Linked DNA regions of Homo sapiens: region 2 is linked to region 1. A link is an interaction called in ENCODE POLR2A ChIA-PET data of the cell type or tissue named here. Cell type or tissue: A673. All regions are shown on one strand. Links, peaks and the distances in the headings refer to the core of each region. The heading gives the core; the rest is flanking DNA. Region 1 overlaps HECTD2-AS1 (HECTD2 antisense RNA 1). Region 2 overlaps HECTD2 (HECT domain E3 ubiquitin protein ligase 2).

Region 1 (4,410 bases), core at 261-4,260:
CGCCTCAGCCTCCCAAAGTGCTGGGATTACAGGCATGAGCTACCATGCCCAGCTTTGATTTAAAGGGTTTGAATAATCTACTCCTTCTAGAAGGGGAATATGCAAGTCCATTTTGAGGAGGCTCTAAAAAAAAAAAAAAAAAAAAAAAAAAAACCAGCAAGAAGCTGTGAGTGACACAAACTTTTAGAGGATTTGTATTAAAAACTTCCAGGTTTGCAGACACTATGAAATCTCTTAGTTCTTATTTAAAGTTTTACATAAAAGAAAAATTTGGCAAGGGGGAAATTGTTTTCTCCACCCTGGAGCTGTAAAAATGAATGAACATCTCATTAGCTGAGAATTTGTAGGTCTATGCCTGCTGGGATTTCAAAGGGCATATATTCTTTGGCCAAATATGACTTTGGCATATAGCCAGTCTCATAGGAGCATTAGTTGTTGCAGCTTGAGTCTGTGTTTGAGTGACTAATGTCATCTTACCTTGTTCTTGCCATGACCTAAACTTTGGAGCAGTTCTTCAGCTGGATTTGTGGTGGACCTTGCACAAAATTATACAACCTTCCTCAGTCCTTCCACTGTCAGCTGGTGTCCTGCAGGCTTCATCTAGAAACAGACAAAAGCTAGTCTGAAAATGGCAGTTACCAAGTAACAAAAATGAGTGGGGCCTTTTAAATTCAACAGGAAAACATAGTCAGCAAAACCACACAAAAAGAACAAATCAGATGACATCTAGTAGCCTGTTCCTTCTGCCAGGTTATTTACGGTTTCTGACTGGTTGGCATGGATTAGCTCTCTGATTCGGGTAACAAGTTAGTTATTGAATTACCAGGATTTTGTTTTGACAGAAATTTTCCTTCAGAGTTACCTTTTTTGCCCCCTGAATCCTTTTGGTTTTTTGATATCATATATAGAAATTCATTACATAAGGATTTTCAAATATTTTTGGAAATGGTCACAGTAAGAAATTGATTTTATACTGTGACAACACACACACACACACACACACACACACACACACACACACACTTGCTAAACTAAAACAAAAGTTCTATAGAAAGTATATTCACTCTTACTATGTATGATTCACTTTAATATTTTCCATTTATTTCCTTCCAGACTAGTCTAGACTAGTCTGTTACAAATGTTTTTGGCTGCCTATTAAATTAATTTCGCAACCCATGAAAGGAACATGTCCTGCAGTTTGAAAAATATTATATTACTTGAACCATGGTTTTTAAATGACAATTTATAGCATTCTGATGAAATTCAAAGTATAACTAGAAAGTGAATTTAATCAGTTTCCAGGATTGTTCCTGTGGTATCTGTAATTCTGCTTATCCAACTCCTCAGTGAAATTGTAATGCACCTATAGTGTCACTCTTTTCTCTTTCGATTCTGATGGTTAGATGTGAAAACTATGTATTTACATCAGTTTCCTTTCTACATTGTCAAACAGACAGGTTCTTTGGAGCTTCTTCCAGTGTTTTACCCAGGAGGTTGGGAACATTGGAGAACATCGTGCCACTTGGCTGTGGTTGGGGTGTATGCAGAGATAAAGGAGTCCATACCGGAAACAGCGTGCCAAGGAAGTGCCAAGGCTTAATCAGAGCTATCAACCTGGAATCAGCACCAGGAAAGACAGGGTAGCCAGCTGTAAGCCAAGAAAGATGGAGACTGAGTGTCATGGGCAAAAGGAAAAGGCAGTGGAGCATAAGGCAGTTCTGAACCAAAGAATAAAATGCTATGAGGGCTCTTGATACTGTTCTATGGCTCTGGTTAGGAGCATGCTTCAAATGCTTGAAGAGGAAACACCAAAGCTGTTTCCCAGAGCATCACACTAGAATAAACTTTCACACTTACCCATAATAATTAATCCCATGAGCTATTTTCCCTTAAGAATCTGATATTAAGTCAAAGTTTTATAGTTCTCCTCCCCATTTGCCACTATATACGGTATTATATAGTGGCAAATGCCACACATTACATTATTTCATCTATAAATATGTCAGTATGTACATAAAAATGACTTTTTAAAAACAAAACCCCAAATCCGTCATCACACCTAAACATTTTTAACAATGATTTCTGAATACTATTCAATGTTCACCTAGTAGTATTCACATGTCCCTATACATTTTTTCTTTGCTTTTACATTTTATTTATTCTAATAAGGCTTTAAATTATTAGGGCCATACATTTTAATACATTTTAATTGGTTGATTGTCTCATTTGTCTTTTTTCATTTGTAACTTTTTTTTTTTTTTGAGTGGTTAAAAGGTAAAATCCAAAACGTCTTTAAATAATGGGACTTTTTCCAAGGAAATGCAAATTGTTTATTTTGCTTACCAAAATAAACATGTTTACCAGATGAGAAAAACACCTCCTGGCCTCTGCAAATAGGGAGAAAAGCTTGCTTATGGTGATATGAGATCCAAGGTGATGAAAACTAGGCCCACCTCACTGGGCTCCATTGTTCCTGAAATCTCCTTCATTGGATTCACTTTTTTATACTTCAGAATAGCCTCTTTTTAAACACAACTGCATTAAACTCCCTTGCTGCCCACCTTCTACTAAGAGGATATCTGTTAATCTCTGTATGAATCTCTTCAGTTCTTTGATAGCACAATGTCTATAAATGATGGCCCAAGGGATGACAAGCGTGGTGAGTCATTCAAAAGCCAGTACTATTCAGCAGAGTTTTAATGTTGAGTGCATTTAGCTCTCTTCTAATTCATATAAAGTTGATAATCATGGATTTATTGCTTTTTATGTGATGGTACACACCAGGATAGGATGCCAGTTTTTCTATTTCCAGAAGGTGTTTCCCACATTCACTTGAATAAACTAACTTTCTGATATGGTTTGGCTGTGTCCCCACCCAATCTCATCTGAAATTGTTCCCCACATGTCTTGGGAGGGACCCGGCGGGAGGTAATTGAATCATGGGGGCAGTTACCCTCATGCTGTTCTCATGATAGTGAGTGAGTTCTCATGAGATCTGATGATTTTATAAGGGGATTTTCCCTCTTTTGTTCAGCACTTCTCTTTCCTGCTACCATGTGAAGAAGGACGTGTTTGCAGTTCTCCTTCTGCCATGATTGTAAGTTTCCTGAGGCCTCCCCAACCATGCTGAACTGTGAGTCAGTTAAACCTCTTTCCTTTATACATTACCCAGTCTCAAGTATTTCTTCATAGCACCATGAGAGTGAGAATGAATTAATACACTTTCCCATCACCATTCAACAGCCATTTCCTACCCTTCGAAGATTATATAGCATGTCATTGGATATATATATATATATCCAATGTGTATACATATATATGTGTGTGTATACATATATATATATGGATATACATATATATACACATATATATATATGGATATACATATATATACACATATATATCCATATATATATATATTTTTTTTTTGAGACAGAGTCTCACTCTGTTGCCCAGGCTAGAGTTCAGTGGCACAATCTCGGCTCACTACAACCTCTTCCTCCCAGGTTCAAGCAATTCTCTTGCCTCAGCCTCCCGAATAGCCGGGATTACAGGCACATGCCACCACACATGACTAATTTTTGTATTTTTAGTAGAGACAGGGTTTCACCATGTTAGTCAGACTGGTCTTGAACTTCTGACCTCAAGTGATCCACCTACCTCAGCCTCCTAAAGTGCTGGAATTAGAGGCGTGAGCCACTGCGCCTGGTCTGTCATTGTATTTCTAAGCTAACAAGAATTTAGAAACTATAAACTGTAATTTTTATTTTCTCTTTTTCCTTTTTCATGTTATTATTCCTTTATCTTCACCTGGATTTCTGGGTGACATGAGTATCTAGAGCTATGTCCAAAAGTATAAATGCCATGTGACAGCAACCCACAATATCATGACCATGTCAATTTTTAAACCATCTTTATTGAGGTATAACTCACATAATGTAAACTGTACCCATTTTAAGGGTACAGTTCAATGATTTTTGACAAATGTATAATTTGTGAAACCTCCACCCTAGTAAAGACAAATATAGAACATTTCATCACCCAAAAAGTTCCCTTATGTCTCTCTGCAGGCATCCACCCACGCCTGGCTCCAGGCAACCACCGACGCCTGGCTCCAGGCAACCATTGATCTGTTTTCTATCAATAGAGATTAATTGTGCCTGTTCTGAAGTTTGATATAAATGGAATCATATGGTATATACTCTTCTGTGCCTGGCTTCTTTAGCTCAGCATAAGCCTTTGACATTTATCCATCTTGTGTATGTTGATACTTGTTCCTTCTTATTGCTGAAAATCATTCAGTGGCTGCACCATAATTTGTTTATCCATTCCCCCTTTTGATGAACATTTGGATTATTTTCAGTTTTTGACTATTTTAAGCAAAGCTGCCAAAACAAATGTATACAAGCC
Region 2 (4,410 bases), core at 136-4,135, 70 kb after region 1:
CTTTTCTATATTCCCCTGTCTAAAATCTGGAAAGACTTCTGATTGACATACTAGGAAGCATCAATGTCCATCATGCCAAGCCAGCTAATACATGGCTACCCTAATTGCAGATGGGTTGCCCCTTAGTTGAGTGCCTACCTCAGCTCTAGTCCACAGCCATTCCTGCACAAAGAATAACAGCAATGCTATGGGGACCATGAGTGGGGCAATTTAAATATAAGGGAACATTAGATGGCAGCCATGGTAATGTGCATAGTAGATCTTCCCTCAAACCTTTGCATTCTTCCCCCCCTCAGGCTTTTTTCCCCTTCAGTAAAGCTTCTGAGTCATCCTTGCTCATTGCTTTCATTTTCTAACTTCCCATTCATTTGTCAATTTATTTTGTATAGTCCGTGCCACCACCATTACCCTAAATCTGTTACCTCAGCTGTCCTCAAGATTCATAGTTGCCCATTTCCGTTAGGCACATTTTAGACCTAACCACTCTTCATTATTTAACATTATTGACCTTTTTTTTTTCTTGAAACTTTATCCTCCCATATTTTTAACACATCACTTTCTTCTGGATTTCTTTGGTCATTCATTCTTAATCTCCTTTGCCAGCTCACATCATACATGCCAATATTTCCCACAGTTCTGTCCTTATATTATCAGTTGTGTCCAATCTTTTGGCTTCCCTGGGCCACATTGGAAGAATTGTCTTGTGTCACACATAAAATACACTAACACAAACTATGGCTGATGAGCTAAAAAGAAAAAATCACAAAAAAAATTTATAATGTTTTAAGAAAGTTTATGAATTTGTGTTGGGCCGCATTCAAAGCCATCCTGGGCTGCATGCACCCTGGGGGCTGTGGGTTGGACAAGCTCGTTATAGGTTTTCTGTTGATATATTACAATAACCCTGTTATAAAAATTCATTATTTCATCATGCGAAGCATACTTTTGCCTAGTGAGCATTGGTTCCTTTAGTAGTTACTCACAAATCATGTTGATAAAACCCAGTCTAGAATTTTCTTCAAAGATGCCCTCTTCTATACAGTGAGGTGTCAAAATATGCCTATTCTTCTGAAATTTGAAGAAAGCATTTTACATTGTTTATTTCACTTACTTTATAATTTATGGGAGGGTTTGTTCATTTTCATTATGCTTCAGACTTACACCTGAAATCGCTGTTAACAATTTGGTCATTTCTTGGCCCAGGCTGTCATTCCTCTTCATTCCCTATTATTACTATCTCTATTCAAATTTCATTTCTTCCAGTAGGCCTGGTTTAGCTTCCAGTATTTCTGCCCTTTATTCTATTCCCTAGACTGCTACCATAGTGATTTTTTTCTAAAATACAGATATGATCATGTCATATCTTGCTTAGAAGTCCTCAATGATTTTTCTCTATCTCTGTTCAGGATAGAATCTATACTCTGTAGCCTGAAGGCCTCATAATATGGCCACTACCTACCTTCCCAGTCATATCTTGCTGGACCATTCTCCCTTTCTGATTCTATATTCCAACTACACTGCTCCCTAAATACTACTGTTGCTTAGTCTTAGATAACATTCATGACAGTTGTCAATGAAAAAATGCCTTCTATGTGTTAAATTATTGTAGATGTTTACAGCTAAGTTAACAAAGGTCTGTTGCTGAGGGACCATTTATTATACAAGCACGGCTAACCTTATTTTACAAATTGGTTACTTTCTTATAACTGTCAAATTTGTGTGTCCAATTTGGCATTTGTTCGCACTATTATTAAGATTTTCTGACAACAAAATATACAAGTAAGCAAACTTAGCCCCAGTCATTAATAAAATTCTTATTTAAGCATCCTAATACATATAATAAGGAATGATTTACTTTTTCAAATATGTAACCTGTTTATATTTCATTTTCCTAATCAACACACTAGTTTTGTGTACCTGAACAAACTGCTTTAATTTACCAATATTATGCAAATTACATAATTTACTGACTATTTTATGGAAAGGTATTGTGTATCACTGTCTTACCTCTCTTTTCAATTTTCTCTCTTATCTTTGAGACTGTAAATCCACTAGACATTAGAACTGATAGTTGTTGAATAACTGTTAATTGAATTCTTAATTTTTATTGTTTGGAGATCCCACAAGTGAACTAAGCAATATTCTTTGAGACTTCTTTTATTAAGAAGAGGTGAAGGAAGGGGGAAGAAAAGAAAATGTTAGTCTTTCCTAGATGGTTTAGGACATGAGAAGTTTCCCTAAAGTACACTTAGTTGTTCTGCTTATGTAATATTCTCTGGTTAGGTGAATTGCTCCTAAAGCGATTAAATTTAACTCAACATACATCTATAAAAGTAGAGATTACATCAGCCACAAAGGGTTGTTGTGAAAATAGGCTGATGTGTTCAACACACGTACTGTCACATGTTAAGCCCTTAATTAGTGACAGCTGCTATAGTGGGAGACTGTAATATAAGTGTTAAGAATACAGATTTCATGGTCATTCAAACTGGAGTTTGAATCCTGGCTTCCCATTTATCAGCTCTGTGAACATGGGCATGGAAATTCAATTTCCCCATCTATAAAATGGGGTGTAAATACATATAGGAATGTTATAATGTATTAAAGTAGGTACTGTAGTAGTAGGTGTATAACAAGTACTCAACAAATGACTTGTTTCCTAACACAGAAATATTAACCCAGACATTACTGAGCTGAAATCTGGCCAAGAATCAAGGACCAAGCAAAAACAAATTACAATAAAATCTATGAACAGGCAAAAATGTCACACCAAAAAAATGCATATGTGTTTTTACTTTACTCATGGAAGTGTCCCTCAGGTTCCCATGTAGTGTCCATTACATCTCCATTGCTTGTTAGGTCACTTTAGGTGAGTCTCAGACAGTTCCACTTTCCTTTCTGTGAAATGAAGGAGTTAACTAATTTCTAAAAGTCTATTAATTCTAGAGACTTCTTAATTCTATGTGTATAGTGTCTGAAATTTATTCTCTTTGGGCTCTTTTATATTAATTTCTTTAAAAAGTAAATTTAAAGTGTAGCACCTATGCACAAGATTCACTGTATGACAAGCTCTGTGATGAACTTCTAGTCCAGCATGAAGGGCCAACATTAGAATGATTATAATTTTAGTGGAACAATGTAAATAAATTAGAAGAATAAATAAGAATGATTGGTTTTATAGAAATGGTGAACACTGGAAAAAGCTTCAGAAACAAGTTATGATAGGCTATTCTGCAGTTACAAATTAGCCCCAAGTTTCAGTGTTTGAAAACTATTAAGGTTTATTATTGCTAATGATATAGTCTAACATTGGTCAGGATTGGCTCTGTTTCACATAGTCACTCAAGAACCCAAGCTAACAGATGCTCTAACATGTCAACTCAGCCTGGATGGTTGCCACAGTCGAGGAAAAGAGAGAAGAGCTAGAGTTTTGCCCCAGTCTTAAATGCATTGGTACTTTCTGACTCAGAAATGACAGACGTCTTTTCCACTTGTGGCCTGTTAGAATGAATCAGATGGCTCTACCTAACTGCAAGAGAATGGGGAATTTAGTGAGCATAAATGCTTCTGCTATATTATATGAGTGAATTCTGAAAAGGTAAATGGCAATCAGTCTGGTGAATTAAGAAGGAGGAGATGAAAAAGAAACTCTTCCTCTACTGTGAAAGTGAAGACGTTACCTTTAGAATTTAAAAGTGGATGTTAAAAGAAGTTAACTACTGTATTCTCTTAAGCATCTGGAAATTGGAACATAGTATAAAAAGATCCCAGAGAGCTGAGAATAAGCCCTGAGGCAGCTCTATAGTTTAATCTTGCGCTTCAAAGTATGTGTGAAGATTTTTTGTATAATTACAAAATACTGATTAATTAAATAAGTACTATGAATTTTATAGAGTTGTTATTTTGTGAAAGATGTGATAATGGATAGATTCCATGTTTTAGAAGATTGCTATTACCTGTGCCTAAGGATCCCAAGTGCTTAGCACTACTTCTAAAAAAAAATTCTGGTATGCCCAATCACAGTGCTTAGAAAAACATAAACTCTAAAGGGTTATCTTTTTACCTGAACTTGTAAAGTTGCATCAAATGAGAGGATAGCCTTCAGTGAATCAGCCTGTAAGGTATCACATGCATCCTATTTATTAAAAATAATATTTATGGAGGTCACAAAAATAGTATTATTTAAATACACAGTTAAAATTGTAGTTAACATTAATGGAGGGTGTATAATGTGCAAGGAACAATGCTAATTATGTGCATTATCTCTGTTAAATCTTACAGTAAATCTATAAGATAGGTACTGTTGTTATTCCCATTTCCAAACTTCTCAATTTGTAATTGGATAGATAATAAGGCTGTTTTATATGTGAGACAGTTAAGTCCTAGAAAAGGTAAGTCAAATTTATATAC

The links. Peaks named below come from ENCODE experiments on the same cell type or tissue, not always from the same donor. Only the 100,000 strongest peaks of a DNase experiment are listed, where the experiment ranks them.
Region 2: POLR2A ChIA-PET joins it to region 1 with 6 read pairs; 4 of 35 experiments call an interaction of 5 or more read pairs at or near these places.

What each region holds. Positions count from the first base shown.
Region 1 is chr10:91,350,280-91,354,689 of GRCh38, forward strand. HECTD2-AS1 (HECTD2 antisense RNA 1) reads right to left here. Exons shown (of 5, transcript NR_024467.1): 4 at 478-600. Among named protein-coding and RNA genes, the nearest start is that of HECTD2, 58 kb to the right of the region's middle. In A673, for the core only: no CTCF peak of the experiment used is centred there; no DNase peak of the experiment used is centred there.
Region 2 is chr10:91,420,749-91,425,158 of GRCh38, forward strand. The region is part of intron 1 of HECTD2 (HECT domain E3 ubiquitin protein ligase 2); the gene reads left to right. All of the region lies in intron 3 of HECTD2-AS1 (HECTD2 antisense RNA 1), which reads right to left. Among named protein-coding and RNA genes, the nearest start is that of HECTD2, 13 kb to the left of the region's middle. In A673, for the core only: no CTCF peak of the experiment used is centred there; a DNase peak (open chromatin) is centred at 2,403; H3K27ac peaks cover 1,686 bases.